Regions from separate parts of the Homo sapiens genome. Here region 1 is linked to region 2. A link is a loop called in an ENCODE intact Hi-C map of the cell type or tissue named here. Cell type or tissue: Caco-2. All regions are shown on one strand. Each heading gives the region's core, and the rest is flanking DNA. Links, peaks and the distances in the headings are about the cores only. Region 1 overlaps C1QTNF7-AS1 (C1QTNF7 antisense RNA 1). Region 2 overlaps CPEB2 (cytoplasmic polyadenylation element binding protein 2).

What was found. A loop is a pair of places that touch in the nucleus more often than their neighbours do. Peaks named below come from ENCODE experiments on the same cell type or tissue, not always from the same donor. Only the 100,000 strongest peaks of a DNase experiment are listed, where the experiment ranks them.
Region 1: it touches region 2 in a loop (29-fold over the local background); 2 of 110 quality-filtered maps call a loop at or near these places.

Annotation. Positions count from the first base shown.
Region 1 is chr4:15,192,740-15,202,011 of GRCh38, forward strand. The region is part of intron 2 of C1QTNF7-AS1 (C1QTNF7 antisense RNA 1); the gene reads right to left. Among named protein-coding and RNA genes, the nearest start is that of CPEB2, 190 kb to the left of the region's middle. In Caco-2, for the core only: a CTCF peak has its summit at 4,470 (motif pointing left); no DNase peak of the experiment used is centred there.
Region 2 is chr4:15,039,249-15,048,520 of GRCh38, forward strand. It overlaps CPEB2 (cytoplasmic polyadenylation element binding protein 2), which reads left to right. Exons shown (of 12, transcript NM_001177382.2): 6 at 1,216-1,239. All of the region lies in intron 2 of C1QTNF7-AS1 (C1QTNF7 antisense RNA 1), which reads right to left. Among named protein-coding and RNA genes, the nearest start is that of CPEB2, 41 kb to the left of the region's middle. In Caco-2, for the core only: a CTCF peak has its summit at 4,155; no DNase peak of the experiment used is centred there.

The DNA of each region.
Region 1 (9,272 bases), core at 347-8,346, 150 kb after region 2:
ATCTTCACTGGGGGTTTTATTACAGTTGACCATGCATGATAATTGGATTAATTGTTTTTGCCAGTCTCTGTCTTAGGTTGCCAGAGTCCCATTCCTCAACAAGAACTGGATTTTCACTATTCATAGCCCTAAGTAAACCAGACAACCAATGCCAATTTTTCCAGTGTCCTGAGGGTCTGCTGCTATAACCACACCACTTCTGGTATTGACAAATCCGGGTTCTTCAGTTGAGAAGATAATTCTGAGGAATCTACATAGGAAACAGATTGTCCAGAAGCATACCGGATAAGACAGGTTTTCTAGAGAAGACAGAGAACCAGACTCGGGAGCCATATAACTAAGAAAAATGTAAGCCACAGAAGTGGTTCCAGGCTGCCACTTCCTCTGGGTGGACACAAAGCTGGACTCCGGATGCTGCTACCAGAAACACTTCTGTGTCACCTCTGCAAGCAGGTGTTACTTTCTCTGTCTCTGCCTATGGCCAGGTAAGAGTGAGTATCGTCCCTGCCTCGAGGGACCACTAGTTTCTCATCCAAAGTCAAGGGACAGTTCTGAATGAAGGAGCCTAGGTCATTTGCTGTCCTAGGGTGCCTTACCCAGAAGCAGGCTCTGAGATAAGGGTTAGTATAAAAGTGGCTTATTTTAGAAGGGCTTAATAATGTATGATATGAAAAAATACAATATATGTTACAACAAATAAAATAGTCTAGCCCAGATTCAATTTTTGTATTTGGGAATCAGTGCAGTAGAGCCGAAAACTTTACTACAATGAGAGCATCTTGGGCCTAGATGTGGACACTAACCAGCTGCACATTCTTATTTAAGTAAGAGTGCCAGAAAAAAGAAACATAGAACTTTCAATTGAATTTATATTCCAGATATTTTGACAACAAAATATTGTTAGTATTTTTAATTTTTTAGCTTTTAGTTTATTGCATGGGACCTGCATATACTAAAAGTTATCCATCATTTTTAAAAACTGCATAGGATACTTAAAGCTATCATTGTATATCCAACACTCAAATTAACTAGGCTTTCCTTAATTTATTTGCTAAAGCTGGCAACCCTATATTTAGGTCACTTAACTTCTCTGATCCTTAATTTCATCAGCTGTGAAATGGTCTGATAGCCCATTAGTCCACAGGAGACACTCAGTAAGTAGTCGTGACTTTCAATTTTCTAACAGTTTACTCCTAATGCATATGGGGCAAGATCACATCTCGAAAGCACAGAGTTAAGGTGTTTTTATATTTCCTCCACTTTCTGAAACATGAGCCAGATCAATTGTTCCTTGATCAGATAGAAACCTGTAAGGCATGGATGGGTTGTCATTTAATGCATTGTCCATGTTCCAGCTGGCTACCTCCCCAGCTGGCCAGCACACATTATTCCCTGGGTTCAACTTTGCTCCTGGCTTGCAGGAGGCAGCTAATATCCAGGTCGGGCTGTTTGGCTGGTGTATTCTTCCCAATGACTTCCCCTTCCCTTGCCTCTTCTATCCATGACATTAAAAAAAAAAAATCACAGCCTCTTCTTTACCAAGCAGCTGCTTCCCCTAGGACTTACTATCTCTCAGGCTCGAGTTCCTATTGGGAAACCCATAAAAAGGGATGTTTAGACAACATGGGGCATTATAGTAATCACAGAACTCTGAATATTTGTTGGAAAAATAATTTATTAGGCTTATTACTTTTCAAAATATGTCTGTTAAAGCATTTCCAGGGATTTGGGGAAGAAAGGGGAAGGCAGTATCATGTGCTTGGTCTGTGATCTTCAAATGAAACCCACTTCATTGCAGTGTAAAATGCTTTCCACAGATTTTCACTTCGTCTTCATGGTAACTGGGAGCACAGTCCCCCACAGCATTTTCTGCTACGTTCTCTCTCATCTTGGTCTTTTCTGCAAGACTACCTAATGATAAGGGTGAGAGCCTGGGCTTTTTGTAAAAATATGACTCAGAATCTTCTAAGGAAATTAAGTTCACAGCTACCAGAAGAGGTCCTGCATAGGAGCTATTCATTTTCTGTGTGTGTTGACCTCTAAATTCTTTTTGTGTTTATTCATGTAACAATTACTTACTGAGCTATGTCTTAGTTTGGAGTATCCAGCATCAGATGCAGAGATCAGAGTGTGTATGAAAATGATCAGAGAACTCCCATGGAGGGATGCATGGTCTATTGATGACCCAGCTTCTGCCCTTCCAGACCCACCTCCACATCAATGGTGAGGACAGGCTGCTTGTAGGCCAGCGGTTGAAGACAGCGGGCACCCATATAGGCCCTTTCCTATGGGACACAGGACTCCTCAGGTGAGTGACTTAAGTTCAAGAGTCTGATCAGCCTGGTCAGAACTTTCTTAGGACTGCAATGCAATCCATGACTCTTCCAGCCCAATCCTCCTGCCTTCCCACCTCCTCACAAGGGCCAGATCAGCATCACCGTCTGAAGACTCCCTGCCTACCCCTCACCCTCCCGTTTACCCAATACACGTATTCCCCCAATGGGTTCCTTACACATTTGATGTTCTTTGGCATTTCTTCTCAGAAGACCCAAACTAATACAACATGCCATCCCAAAAGCACAGTGAGGGAGTGGGGAAAAGAGGCAGGGAAGAAGAGAGAGGCCACAGAGAATGTTGACAAGGCTACCTCTGTGGGCAACTCGAGGTTCAGACCTCCCCAGAACCTTCTGAGAAACTGCATGGAACTCGCCTCAGAATTCTACCCCTAAGCAGCAAGAAACCTGGAGTGTTTATTCACAACTCCTGTCCCTCCATGAGTGAGGGTCACTCCCGGGCATTAACTGGCTTGCACTCCCTGGCTTGCTACATCACCTTGTCAGGGGTGACCCTGGTACTGGGCCAGGAAGTCTGACTCCAGAGCCTAAATTCTTAACCACTAAGCCATGCCCTTCAAATTTATTACATTTGAAAGTTTGAATTTAAAACTAACATAGCATCTATCAGCTACTTTTTTTTTGTCCCCAATTAAGGAAAATTTGGCAATAAACATCTTTCTTACTAAAATATTTTATACAGCTGGGCGCGGTGGCTCACGCCTGTAATCCCAGCACTTTGGGAGGCCGAGGCGGGAGGATCACCTGAGGTTGGAAGTTCGAGACCAGCCTGACCAACATGGAGAAATCCTGTCTCTACTAAAAATACAAAATTAGCCGGGCATAGTGGCGCATGCCTATAATCCCAGCTACTTGGGAGGCTGAGGCAGGAGAATTGCTTGAATCCAGGAGGCGGAGGTTGCGGTGAGCAGAGATCGCGCCATTGCACTCCAGCCTGGGCAACAAGAGCGAAACTCCATCTCGAAAAAAAATTGCTAAAATATTTTATACTAGTAAAGTTGTCAATCTATCCAGCTAGCTGATAGAAGACCATGGCCTCTTACTCACTGTGTGACCTTGGGTAGATGACTTAACCTCTCTGTGCCTTAATTTCTTTATGGATCAAAAGCAGGTAACAGTCTGTCTTGCTGACTTTACAGGATTATTTTGAAGACCTTCAGAGTGCACGCTTATGAAACAGCTTTGTAATAAACTGTTAAGTGCCTTCCAAGTGGAATGGATTATCCTTCTTAGATAAGCTTGAACTTTCTCCTTCCCTGCTCTGCTCTACTTCGGAAACAAACGCATACACTGGCCACTCTGGCCTTCTCCTATCCCTGACCCCACAATGTTATAGGAGTTCTCCTCTGGTTCCTCCTCTGGTTCCAAAACCAGTTTCACAATCTCAACAGCACAAAATGTTTCATTCTATTCCAGTATAGCTTAGATAATATAGATAAGAATCTGTAATTCATCCTTCCTTGATCAATGTTCTTGACTGTTTCATGCTTGCCTGAACACGGTCCATTCAGTTGTAAAGCCAGAGGCTTAAGAACAATGAATGGTTTCAGAACTTTCTCATGTCAGTTAGGCAGCTTTTTCTTAATTCTCTCTTCCTAAGGAGGTTTCTAAAATCTTATTGGGTCATTCACCTCTTTGAGACTCTTATGAAAGGCAAGGCTCCTCTCCTTGGGAAAAATAAAAAATAAAAACATAAGCCTGTATACACACAGAGACCCACAGCCCCCAAGCCCTCACCACTCCCCAGCATACATATAAATTAAGTACAATTTTGTAGGTACTCACAGCCCTCCGAAACCTATAACTGAAGCTCCTTGGTAAAACATTTGCTCTCTGATGTCAGCTAGATCTAGTTTTACATACTGGTTGTATGTAAAATAGCTACCAATAATGCTGGCACACAGTAAGTATTCAATAAATAAGAGCTGTTTTTATCATTAATGTAACATTACCTTCTCCGGAAACATTACACAGTCCTGGGAAACGTTCAAAAAAAAGGGCTGGGCAGTTTCAAACAGATGGGACCATTTTCTAAAGAGAAGAGGTTTGCTTTAAACCTGGAAAGAGGCTAGTGTGTTGGTTCTCCCTCTGCTGGCCTGAGGTTAACATACATTCTTTGTTTTGATTGTGGTGAGTGTCCATGTACCCTGGGGAGAAGAAAATGGGGCCAGAGGTGGGAGATGGGCAGCTGGGGAGGTCATGGTTAGTTCTAAGCCATCGCGCATACTGGGAAAGCTAAGGACAGGGAGGATGTCTAACCCTTTGTTTATTATTCCCCAAATACTGTATTTGCTGAGCAAATGAGTATCTGTTATTAGGAGGCTTCATGACAATGAGATGAATGAATGAGATCCAGCCCTACTCACAAACCCTGGCCTCATCATCAAAAAGTTTGCCTTCACTTCCAGACTTGGAGTTATAGTTGAAATATGGGGACTCTGGATAATGGTTAAGAACAAGAGCTTTGGCCTCTGGGCTCCAGCTCTGCCCTTATTAATGGAGGGAATGATTTACTGGAACTTGAGCTCCCTGAGTCTCAGTTTACTCACCTGTAAAATAGGCGTAATAATAGTCCCCACCTTATGAGTATTAAATAGTATATCAGGTGCTTAGTGGAGAGTCTAGCAATAAAACAAACTTAATAAGTGGCAGATATTAGCATTATTTTGATTCTAACATAGGAATAGTATTTTAAAAGCCTTTAGTACATTTAAAATTCACAATAATCCTTGCTTGTTGTATGAGGTCAAAACACTTGAACTTGCTAATATTCAGCCACTTACAAAACCAGCAAATTTTCATATGGTTTAATGTAATAGAAGAATTGGAAAATTCATAATAAAAATAGAAATTATGCATAGTACCGCCATCCAGAGCTACACATTTGGGTGTAAGCTTCTGATATCTTGTCTATCTGTAAATAAGTCATGCTAATATGAAGTAGGAGTGCAATCCTGATCAGATCAGGTTTTCTAAAAATCCAGTCGGACTGCCAGGTGATCAAGGAGCAGTCAAAATGTCCCCCAGAAGATGCCAGGGTAATGGGCAGAGCCTGCGGACAGGAGAAGGGCATTGTTAACATCCACCGTGCTCGAGGGAGACCCTGGGTGTTCTGTTCAGTGTCTATACAACCCTTCCTGTAGCAGCACCCTCTGCCTGTTAAGGGCAGACTGCTGCCTCAGCAGATACACTTGGCCCTGGCAGCGAGGGATACAGCCTTGACAGGCGATTTCATCGGCTCCTTAGAGATGAGATAAATTGTAGCTTTGACTTTATAATTTCCCAACCACTTTGGGTAATCAGGGTTTCTGCTAGAGCACAATGACTTATTAGAGTAAAACCGTGGTAGGGTTAAATCCACCATCTCTCTTTATTGTCCCAAGCTTTTTGCCAACATAAATAACTCCTAGCTATTTTTGGAATGGAGATGTAGCTATCAAGCTGTGCACGGCCTAGCAAGGCTTCGTGATGCATATGAAAGCTTTCTAAATGTCCTGCTGCTCCTGTTAAGAGGGTAGAGGAGGCTGGGCCCAGAAGGGCCTGCTCTTTTCGTCTTCTGGTCCTGGAGTTGTTGAAACTCTTATTGATGCAGACACAGATTATCAATTGTCCTGTCACTCCCCATGGAGACTCTTTTCCCATTACTCCAAGTTAATGAAATAGTGAATGTGCCTGTGCAAAGAACGATGGGCTAGGAGATGAGAGCCCATGATTTAATCTCAACTTTGCTACCAGCTCTGTGACCAGGAGCAAGTTACCCATCCTCTCTGGCTTGTAGTTTCCTAAAAGAAAAACCCAGGGAACTGAGAGAGATGATCTCTAAGCTTTTTTCTAGTACAGTTTTCAAGCTCTCTGTATACCTAATGGAAATCCTTTCTCTCCTCTTTCAGTGAGTCTATGAACTAGGAAGTAATGAGGATCTAAGAGTCCAAGGGTCCAAGAGAAAATTAGAAGTTGTGGGAGATTATTTTGTTTATCAAGAACACTAATGAGAGAAGGAAAAGGCCCGTAAGATGGCAATGCATATATCTGACAATGGGCATATTCCCAACATATATAAAGAACTCCTACATATCAATGAGCAAAAAGGCAGACAACGCAACAGAAAAAGGGCAAAATAGTTTAATTAAAAAGGATACACAAACAGTGGATAAAGTTTAGAAAGATACTCATTAGTTATCAAGGAATACAAATTAAAACTACAAAGAGATGCCCCTCCACATACACCAGAATGGCTAGTGATGAAGCCAAGCACTAATGAGGATGCAGAGCACCAGGGACCTGCTTATACCTCAGGTGGGATAAAAAAAAATGGTACAACCATTTTGGAAAATGGTGTAATATTATCTATGAAAGCTGAACATATTTATAATTTATGACCCAGTAGTTTTACTCATTAGGTATATACTCAACAGAAATGCATATACTCATCTCTTAAAAGACTTGTACAAGAAAGCAGCATTATTTGTAAGCAGCTAAAAACTGGAAACCACCCAAATTTCCATCAACAGAAGGACAAATAAATAAATGGGTATATTTGCACAATGAATTCTAAACAGCAATGTGAGTAGACTACCACCAAGCACAACTTGAATGAATTTCAAAATATAATTTTCAGCAGAATAAACCAGACATAAAAGGGCATATTACATAATTTCATTTAAAGGAAAAACTCACCTCTGCTATTACATGTCAGGGCAGTAGTTTTCTTGGGGTTATGTAGTGACTGAAAGGGAATAGAAAGGGGCTCCTGAGATGCTAGCAATGTTCCATTTCCTGAGCCAGGTCTTAGTTATGGAGATGTGCTTACTTTGTAAAAATTCATTGAGCTGTATATTTATGATATATATAATTTTGGGAGCATATTTTATACAACAATAAAAATGTTTTTACTTGAAAAAATAGAAAAATATGAATTCTGTGATATTTTTGGTATTGTTTTCTTAACGCCACCCCAGAGGCTTTTTTTAAACCATTCTAACGTCCGTTGATCTTTTTTTTTTCCAAGCTTGCTCTGTATCACATAACCCAGAATTTGATAACCGGCTATCTTTTTATGGTTCTCTGATTGTTTCATTTGCTAAAATCTTACCCTGTCAACTGCATTGTGAGTTCTAGAGCCTGGTAGCTATGCCTTTTACTACTGGACTCCGGAAAGCAAAAAATGTAAAACCTTCCTATTTGTCCCTCTGGTTTCCATTATTTAGTGCACCCATATTCCCATGTGCTATTACACAGCCCTCAGTCCTGGCTTTTTCTATACTTGTGCCATGGATTTATAAACCTGCCAGTTTTTTCTATCCCTAAACTTCCCACTTATAACATCTGCAGAATAACCTGCCTTTTTTCTCTTGATAACTGTAGCTTTATGGTTTAGTTCTGTAAACTTAGCAGCTGACCAAGCTAAATACTATGCTATGCTGCAGGGAGGTATAGGTAATAACAGCAAGTCCCTGGTCCCAGGAGTTCCTTGGATGGCCAGGAAAGACAGCCTCCTCAATGCAAAATGTCTCATCAATGCATTAAGTAGATAGAAAGAAAGAGAACAATTACCCAACCCAGTCATGGGTGGCTCAGAGAAGGCTTCCAGATGAAGGAGTCACCTTAGAATCACCTAAAGGACGAATAGGGCTGGGTGCAGTGGCTCACGCCTGTAATCCCAGCACTTTGGGAGCCGAGGCGGGTGGGTCACCTGAAGTCAGGACTTCAAGACCAGCCTGGCCAACATGGTGAAACCCCATCTGTAATAAAAATACAAAAATTAGTTGGGTGTGGTGGCGGATGCCTGTAATCCCAGCTACTTGGGGGGCTAAGGCGGGAGAATTGTACCCGGGAGGCAGAGGTTGCAGTGAGCCAAGATCACACCATTGCACTCCAGCTTGGGCGACAAGGGCAAAACTCCACCTTAAAAAACAAAAAAAAAAAACAAAAAAAAAAAACACAGAATTTGGCCAAGTGAAGAGAGTGGAAAATCTGTTCAGGTAGATGAGACAGCAAGTGTAAAATCACAGAATCATGAAACAGCAGAGTGTCTGTGTGTACCAGTGTATGTGTGTCTGTATCCATATTTGTGTAAGGCAGGGTTATTATAACCAGTTGGGTATCTCTGGCTTCTAGATAGAGAGGCTGGGAAGGCATAAAGTGGGCAAGGACAGTATGTGGAGATATAGAAGTAGATGGGGGGCCAGGTATTGAGGAGCCCTGAATCCTAAGCTGATGAGCTTGGGTCTTATGATATGGAACAGGGGTAGGCAAACTAGAATGGCAGCCAAATCCAGCGACCTGTTTTGTAAATGAAGGTTTATTGGAACACAGCCACACCCATTCATTTAGGGATTATTTGACTGCTACACAGCAACTGCAGAGTTGAGCAGTTGCTCCTGAGACCGTGTGGCCCAAACTTTGACAACTCCTTGTTTTGGTTTGAATCTGTGTCCCCACCCAAATCTCATGTTGGACTGTAATCCCCAGTGTTGGAGGTGGGGCCTTGTGGGAGGTGACTGGATATGGTGGTAGCTTTTTCATGAATGGCTTAGTACCATCCCCTTGATACTGTCCTTGCAATAGTGAATGAGTTCTTGTGAGATCTGATCTTTTAAAAGTGTGTGGCATCTCCTCCCTTCTTCTCTTGCTCCTGATCTTGTCACATGGGGTGCCCGCTCCCCCTTCACCTTCTGCCATGATTTTAAGTTTCCTGGGGCCTTCCCAGAAGCAGAGTAGATGCCAGCACCATGCTTCCTGTACAGCCTGCAGAACTGTGAGTCAATTAAGCCTCTTTTCTTTAAAAATTACCCAGTCTCAGGTATTTATTTATAGCAGTAGGAAAACAGCCTAACATACCCTTGATCTGGAAGATAATGAGCCACGGAGAGGCTCTAAGTAAAGGGCAGAGATGACTAGGTGTATGTGAGAGGAAAG
Region 2 (9,272 bases), core at 898-8,897:
CTGAGAGTTGACAAGTTTGTTTTTCCCACTTTATATTAGAGGAACTAGTGTGTTACAGACACACTTCCTTGTAGTAAAGCATTAGCATAAAATAAAAGTATATTTCATAATGTGAAATGTTTTCTTTTGATCTTTAAGTTTTATATTTTTAGGTAGACATTTCTGGCAACTTTCAGCACATATTTTTACTTAAGATTTATTCAATATTGAATTTTTTCCAGGCCTAAAAAAATCTGTGAATTTAAAATAAGATCTTAATTTTAACAGTCTTTGTTTGTTTACTGCCTTGACTTCATATATTAATTTCAGGGTAAAAATACTCATTGTGTATTCAAATTTGTGGGGAGGAGTTCTTTTAAAACAATTTGTGGATTTTATCAAACTAGTAGTTTCTTATGAAAAAGAAATTACAGTCTTTTTTTTTTCCATAGGAATTATGTCACTGCAAGTAACATAGATAGAAATGCCTATATACTTTTATGGTATTTAACATATGTACTATTCCATGATTTTGTTAATAGTAATTTGTATCTGAATCCCTCTTACCTCATAGGTAGACACATAAACAATTAGTAGATAGCTGTTATAACATATATTAAAGTGATAGAAAGCATTATTAGCTATAGTAATTTCTCTAAACAAGTTTAACATTGATTTCTTAAATCCTGTCTAATCTGTACAGGCTTCAGAGTATCAGTTTAATGGTGGTATATCTTCTCAGTCATCTGTGTCTTCTAGCACTACTTCCATGCAGGACTTGGTATAATGTAGATTGGATCTGAACAGCTATTTATTGGACTATATATGCCATACCATTCTTTATAATAAGTAGAAAAAATAAGCATTTAGTTCAAGTTGTTTCCATTCATTGGGAAAATTATTTGGGATGCTATTTACCGCAAAGTGTTGTATATTTCTGTCTTCATTAGCTGAAACAAATACTTGTGAATTTTAACACAAATGATAATGAAATGTGTGTTTCTTGTTAATTTCAGAGTTTTATATGATTCAGATGATATATATTTACCTATAAATAAAAGTCCTTTGTAGAATGGTAAAACATTTAAATCTTATATGGTGACATTGTCATTGCTCTTAAAACAAAGTAGCACTAATTTTCAGATGCCCACATAGCTTTTCGTATCAGAAATATTTGTATATGTGGGCTTATTTTTAGTTCTGACATTTTACAATTTGTGCTTTGTTTACATGCAGCAAGGAGTTATGGGCGAAGACGAGGTAATTCATTTCTGTTTGCTATGGTATAATTGTTTCTAATGGGGTTTACTGATCAATGTTGTAATTAATTACTCTAGATTTTTCATGCAATATCTGAAAACTCACACAATTGTATTTTGATTTGAGCACTTGTCGAAGTTTTTAATTTTAAATCTCCTAACCTTTGAACTGTATTTTTATACTAATTGTGGTTATTTAATAAATTTTCCCCTTTTAAACTGCTGAGATTTAACTCTAGTTTTTAAAGTTACTTCTGTATCTCTTAAAATAAAGCTGCTGTTTATGGTTTGTCTGCTTAAATATGTTTAATATTAGTGAAGTTAGCATGAAGTATGATTTTTCTGCTCTCTAAATGTGTAACTGTCATATTTATGATGTATAATTTACAGCTCTAGATTGTTAGTTTTATGTTGACCCAGTTGAAAATAACACACACCAAATAGATTATTTTTAACAGTGATTTATAGAAATCATGTTGCTTATATTTCTCTGTTTTCTAAGAATATAACCCCTTCTTTCCCTTTCTGTCTCTCACACACACACACAAACACATACCTTCTCCCCTTTCCTTTTTCCTTTCCCTCCCCCACAAAAGTATTCCCCACAGAGTTCTTGTGTGGTATCCTAAGGAAAGAGGACTATGTGATGCAAGACTATTATTGAACTTCCTAGGAAAGTAGCTGATGTTTTCTGTGGCTAAAACTTTGCTTCTCCCTTTTCCATGTGCAGACTAGTAGATGGGATGAGAGGAAGCAAAAGTATGCTACTAGATTGTTCTTTAAATGAGCAATAATCATGATGTTTATATTGTTAGGCTTATTCCAAGTGCCACACCGAATAAAAAGAGTTTTCTTTGACCTCTAAAAATCTCCCTTAAGCCATAGAGGATAGACAGGAATAATAGTGCCCTTTGATCACTTTTTTTTTTTTTTGAGACGGAGTTTCGCTCTTGTTGCCCAGGCTGGAGTGCAGTGGCGCGATCTCGGCTCACCACAACCTCTGCTTCCCGGATTCAAGCAATTCTCCTACCTCATCCTCCCAAGTAGCTGGGATTACAGGCATGTGCCACCACACCCAGCTAAATTTTTTATTTTTAGTAGAGATGGAGTTTCTCCATGTTGGCCCGTCTGGTCTTGAATTCCTGACCTCAGGTGATCTGCCCACCTCGGCCTCCCAAAGTGCTGGGATTACAGGCATGAGCCACCTATAGACATGTGCCAGTGCTTCCATTTCTTTTCAACTAGTCATGAATGTGTGTACTTTTTAAACAACAAACAAGCAAAACCATTTGCCACGACTGACAACCAAAACTAGTATTTTATATTCTTAAGTGGTCCCAATTTTATATTTCAGATTATCTGAATTTAACTTAATTTTTTAATATGGTTTTTTCAAATGCTTGACTGAATCTTTTGGTTCTTCAGTTTTCTAACTAAAAACTTAGAGGAGACAGACACTCAAGACTTAAAAAATTGAAGCTGAACAACTTTTCTAAAAACTTAGCAAGCTGAGAAGGGGGGAGCAGTTTAGAAGTTTAGTACCTATTTTCAAATCTATGGACTAGCTTATTTCACTATGCAATTTTAGTAATGGAGCTTCAGTTCTCTGAAACACAACCCACTTACCAGTCTGTGATTTTTAGGCATTTTGAAACTATAGAGCAATTCAGAATTCTTGCCTTGTTAAACATTTTTCATCTTTTACCTGTTGTGACTTACATTTAGTCTAATTTCGTATGCTCTCATGTAAATATCATGACCTAAGAAGTTCTTAGGAACAAGGTATTAGGAAGTAATGTTATTATTTGTCTTCATCTCAGTTCAATAATTGTAGATTATGATTATATTAAGAAAAAACAAAATTTTTTTCCCTGCTTTTATATAGGAACCAGCTATCATTCCTATATATCTCTATCCCCCGTAAGCCATAAAGACTTATTCGGCTTCAGAACTGCCTTCCTGCATTGGAAGAAGGAAGACTCTCACATGGTTTTAAGGCTTCTGATAAAAGCTTCCATTACGACAGAACTGATGGTTGGCATACATATTTGGCTTAGCATAAGGGGGAGTGAATGCCTGAATTTTCATCTCAAATTATATGGCCTTAGTAAATTATGAACACTAGCAGTCTACTTTTAAAATTTTGATTGTGAGAGTCACGTGAAAGGCACACTCATTAGAAATAACTACTGAGAGATTTTATCTGAATTTTAAAGTACACTGAAACGGTAAGTAATGCAATTTTTTTAAAACCTGCATACCAAAGGAATGACTCAGAAATGGCTAGTCACCTGGTTTTCTTCCTATTTTTTACTGTTTTTTCCTATTCCATGCTAGGTATAATAAACCTCAGACTGATAACCTTTTAACCACCAAACACCCCCTTTTATATAGCCTCATGTGTTAGATTTGATCCATCAAAGAAACTGCATTTATTTAGTAATTATTTTGTGAAAAATGAGTTGCTTATCTTCTGTTCATGTCGGATGTGTCACACTGAGTTGATATAATTTTTGCTAAAAATAAGTCATGGCTCTTCTACCAGTGCAATAATGGGTGAACAGTTATTTTCACAGGACATTCTGACTTTGACTTTTGTAGTCCTGTTCAGGAAGAACTGTTTTTCTTCTTTCAGCCCAGGCACGAAACTGTTTTCATTTAAAAGATTTCTCACTTGACTACAGTCAAATCAAGTTACTACCAAAATGACTTTATGTACTTGAATTTCTTAATAATGTCAATAAGAACTTTAAATAAAGCTAGCTCCAGATATTAATTTATGAAATATACTTTAGGAATAATCAAAATGTAATTATGCTAGTAGTAGTTAAGAAAAGCAGAGATTTCTGTCCCTGCTTTTTAGTTGGAACCTACTATCACTACTGTGTATCTCTATCCCCTGGTAGCCATAAAGAGTTCTACTTTAGAGCTGCCTAGGGGGCAGCATTAGGAAGGAAAACGGTTCATATGGGGAGCTGACTTTAATATATGGAAAACTACTTATCATTTGTATTTATTTTTTATTCATTGTTTCTTCCATTCCATTCTGAGAGTGAACATACTTGTCCAGGATTGAAGTAGGATGAGGGTTGTGAAGGGAGGCGTGAAGTGTAATTTAAGTTCGATCCTTTCAACTTAAACTATTTCTATAGCACAATAAGTTCCTTTAATAAAGGATTAAAGGGCTACTGTGTTCCAAAAGGAATAAAAATATATAGAATATTTTTAGTAATATAAATAAAAACGTAGTTTAGTTAATGGTTCTAAGACCCGGAAGGCAATCCTTTTAAGCAAGGAAACCCAGAGCTTGAGTTAGTAGATTACATATGGGATGAGAAGATAGGAGAAATAATTTTAAAGGGAGACAAATGATGGAAAGGTTAATTAGAGAAGTTTGATTTATTCATAGTGTATAGTCATTCAGACTTACGTGCTATAATAAATAAGGAATTATTAATAATATAGTATACTGCTTTGAAGTTGATCCAGGATTTTCAATTTGGAACAATTGTGAAGTACCCAGGGTAACTGTACACTCCCTAATAACATCACTGCCAGATATTTTTATGATGAAATCAAGGCTGAAATCCTTGATAAATAACTTCAATAATTGTGAGAGAGTGGGCAAGATCTCTGAAGCATGAAAAAAAAGCTGGGGTAACACTAATACAGGGGTCAGGAAACCATGGCCCGCAGGCCAAGGCTTCTGTTTTTGTAAACAAAGTTTTATTGAAATGCAGCCAGTATTTATTCATTGACTTTTGTCTGGCTGCCTTGAAACTACAATGATAGCACAGTTGAGTAATTCCAACAGAAAATGTCTGGTCTTCAAAATGTAAAATATTATATTTAATACTGACCCTTTAAAGAAAAAAATTTGCTGACCTCCCTTTCCTAACCTTTAAGAGACTGGTAGTGTCTGCTCTACACCTATACCCAGCAATATGAATTTTTATAGAAAACAAATTTTAGTAAACCTAATTTTAAAGCATATATATCTAGAAATTAAATAAAATTTACAAAGACATATAAGGTCATAGATTATAAATTTTTTAAGTAAATTATCTTCTTTATCCTTAATGAGAAAGGTACAAACCTATTGGAGCAAAACATTTTTAAGCCGTTAGTGTGTACATTATGGTGCCTTTCTCAGTTATTTGCAGAATCATACCCGAGTGTATTTGATTAAACAGATAATGCTGAAAATAGATCAATCTGAAATATACTTCTGTTGTTTTGATAGTTTTTTAAATTAATGTTTGGTAACATTAGCATAGCGCCCAGTGTCAGAGTTAGTAACCACCTATAACTTCTCTAACATACATGGATGTGTGCCGCACATACACCTACACACACACGGAGACCAGAGACCATAGGGGATAGCCATTATTCTCGTTTTGCTCTTCCTTCTCTTATTACTTCATTCATCTATAATCTTTATTATAACTACTATTTTGCCTTTAAAATTATACATTTTAGGTAGCAAACTTAATGTAAGCTATTATACTTGCATTTGTAGGTAGGGTTCTTGAACTCATAGTTAAGAATATCTCCTGTTTTCTGTATTTTACCTTAATATGGCCTTTGGAATATTTCTCTGTGCTTTTGGCTAAGCAAATATCTTCTACCGAAGGAAGGCTTTTTCCCTCTACTTCTTTTTCTCCTCTATCCTTTTCTGTCTATAACTATCTCATTCTTTGTAAATCATTCTCTTTTAAAGAACCTTTAATTAGAATCTCACTCCAGCCTGGGTTATAATTAATCTTCTCTGCTTCTAAATTCTCAGATGTTTTATCTGTATTTTCTATTACAAAACTTCAATTTGCCTTTCATTCATATGTATGTATCAGTGCTTATGTACATAAATATCTGTCATAAATACCTGTACATATGTGTGTATATATACACATATTCATACATATTATATATATATGAGCGTATATACATTTTAATTTAGACTCATGGGAGTAGCATTTTTGTGTAACGGTTTATTCTTGTTGCCTTGTAGTAGGGTCAATAATTTTGATTTGGGTTTCTTTCATAACAATGCAGAGAAATGAAGTGTTTGGAGTCAAGATCAAGTGATAATTTCTAAAATCAAAAAGCAGAAGACCATAAGCAAAAAAAATCTGCCACCTTAAACAATGCAAAACTGTAGTTTTAAATTGTTTTGAGTATAGGGTTTGCAAATTAATATCTTTAGGGTTCTCTTACTGATTTTAACGGCAAGGAAATATTACCTTTAAGATTATTTATCTGGTGAAATAAAAAACACATCTAACTCTTGTGGTAAGAGCCTTAGGAATAACCATATCAGCTCTTCTTTTAAAAGAAAAAAATAATTTCATAAGTAATTACTTTTAAATATTTATAAGTATCAGTCTCAAGTAAAAGAGAAATGATTAGCTTTTTGTACGGAAATTGTATAGAAAGGAAATTACAATTAGTAGTTTTTATCAGTTATTTCTTATTGGTGAATAACATTTTATTGTATGAATTTGTTTATCCATTTTCCTATTGATAGATGTTTGAGTTATACATTTGGTACTTGTTATGAATAAACCTTCCATGAATATTTTTGTACCTTTTTGTATGTGGGTGGACATGAGCACTCGTTTCTCTTGGATGTATAAGTAAAAGTGGAATTACTAGTTCATAGAGCAAGTATATGTTCAACTTTATTAGAAACTGCCAAATAGTTTCCAGTTTTATACCCCAGTAGAGTATGAGACTGTGTTGGCCTTTTTTTTTTGAGATGGAGTTTTGCTCGTGCTGCCCAGGCAGGCTGGAGTGCAATGGCCCGATCTCGGCTCACTGCAACCTCCACCTCCTAGGTTGAAGCGATTCTTCTGCCTCAGCCTTCTGAGTAGTTGGGATTACAGACATGCGCCACCACACCCGGCTAATTTTTATATTTTTAGTAGAGACGGGGTTTCACGATGTTGGCCAGGCTGGTCTCAAACTCCTCACCTCAGGTGATCTGCCTGCCTCAGCCTCCCAAAGTGCTGGGATTACAGGCATGAGCCATCGCGCCTGGCCAAGTGTTGGCTTTTTAATTTTATCCATTCTGGTGGTGTGTAGTCCCTCACTGTGGCTCTAATTTGCAGTTTCCTGATGACTAAGGATGACATCTAAGCACCTTTTCATGTGCTTCTAACCCATTCCATTGTATTCTTCTGTAAAGTTCCATTACAAGTCTTTTGCTCATTTTTAATTGGGTCATTTTTCTTCATTTATGGGAGTTCTTTATATATTTTGTCCTATTTTCCAGTAGCGTATTGCTTGCCATCCACTTTTTAACAGTATCTTTGATAAGCAGAAAAATGTCTAAATTTTAATAAAAATCCAATTATTTTCATTCACCATTAGTGTCATTTAGTCCCAAGAAATTATCACTACCCACAAGGTTATGAAGAAATTCTAGTTTCGTTGTTTTAACTTTTGCATTTAAGTCTGTGATCCTTCTTGGATTTATTTTTCAGTATGGTGTGATACAAGGATCAAATTTATTTTTCCCCCTCCAACTAGAAATCCATTTATTGAAAAGATTTACTTTTCCACATTGAACTGTATTGGTACCTTTGAAAAACATCAAGTGACTGTACATGTATAGGCCCATTTCTAGACTCTATTATGTTCCATTTATCTGTCTAATATCAGTTTTACAGTCTCAATAACTATAGCTAACTAGTGAGTCTTGAAACTTGGTAGTGTAAATCCTCCAACTTTGGCTTTTTGTTTGTTTGTTTTGTACGCTCTCCTTGATTGTTCGTAGGCCTTTGATTTATCATAAATTTTAGAACTGGCTTGTGAATTTCTAGAAGACAGTGTGCTGAGATTTTGGATGGATTGTATCCAGTCTGTAGATTGGATAATTTGGAAAGAATTTACATCTAACATGGTTTCTTCTGTTTATTCATTTATTTCATATTTTTAACATTTTTCCACAGCAAATTTTTGTCATTTTCGGTGTAAAAGTCTTACATATCTTGTGTTAAGTTTATTTGTCAGTATTTGGTGGGTTTGGATGAGGTATGGAAATGATATTTAAAATTTTTCCCAGTTTATTACTAGCATTTAGAAATAATTTGGTTTTTGTAAATTGAATTTGCATTTCTTCCCTAGATAAATACAATTATTTCTACTAGTTTGATTTCTTCGAATTTTACATGTACAATTATGTCTATACTAAGTAATTTTATTTTTCTTTGCCAGTGTTCATGACTTTAAATTATTTTTTTCATCTTCTTTGATTTGTTGTACCTCCAGTAGTACAATGCTGAGTAGAAATAGAGTGAACATCCTTCCAAACCTTCAAGAGAAACCATTTGATAATTTATTATTACAGACTTTCACTCTTTTTTTTTTAAATGCTCTTTATTGGATTGAAGAAATTCCCTCCTACTCCTAGTTTTCTGGGAGTTGTGGTTTTTTTTTTTTTAATTATGAATAGCTGTTGAGTTTTATCAGATGCATTTCCTACATTTATGGAAATAATTTTATGGTATTTCTATTTTTGTCTGTTTATGTAGTACAATTAACAGTAATTGGTTTTAAAATGATAAATCAATCTTACGTTCCTGGGGTGAACCCCACTTAATCATGATTTGTTTTCCATTTTTATCTATACTTCTGGATTCATTCTGCCAATATATTTTTTAGGATTTTTGCATTTGTGTTCATGAGGGATATTGGTATATAGTTTCCTTATGTTTTTGTCAGATTTTAGTATTGCACTTGTAAAAAAAAGTTGTGAAGTGCTTCCTCTTTCTTTATTCTCTGGAAGAGTTTGTATAAAATTGCCATTTTTTCTTCTTCAAAAGTCTAGTTCATTTGCCAGTAAAGCCATCTAGGCCTGGATTTTTCTCTGTCGGAAGATTTTTTTATTTTAAGTTATGACTTTCATTTTTTTTTAGCAGACAAAGAACTTTTCAGATTTTTTCTCCCTGTGCCATTTTTGAAAAGCTGCATTTTTCAAGGGATTTGTTTCCTCTAGTTGTTAAATTTATTACCATAAAGTGGCTAATAACATTC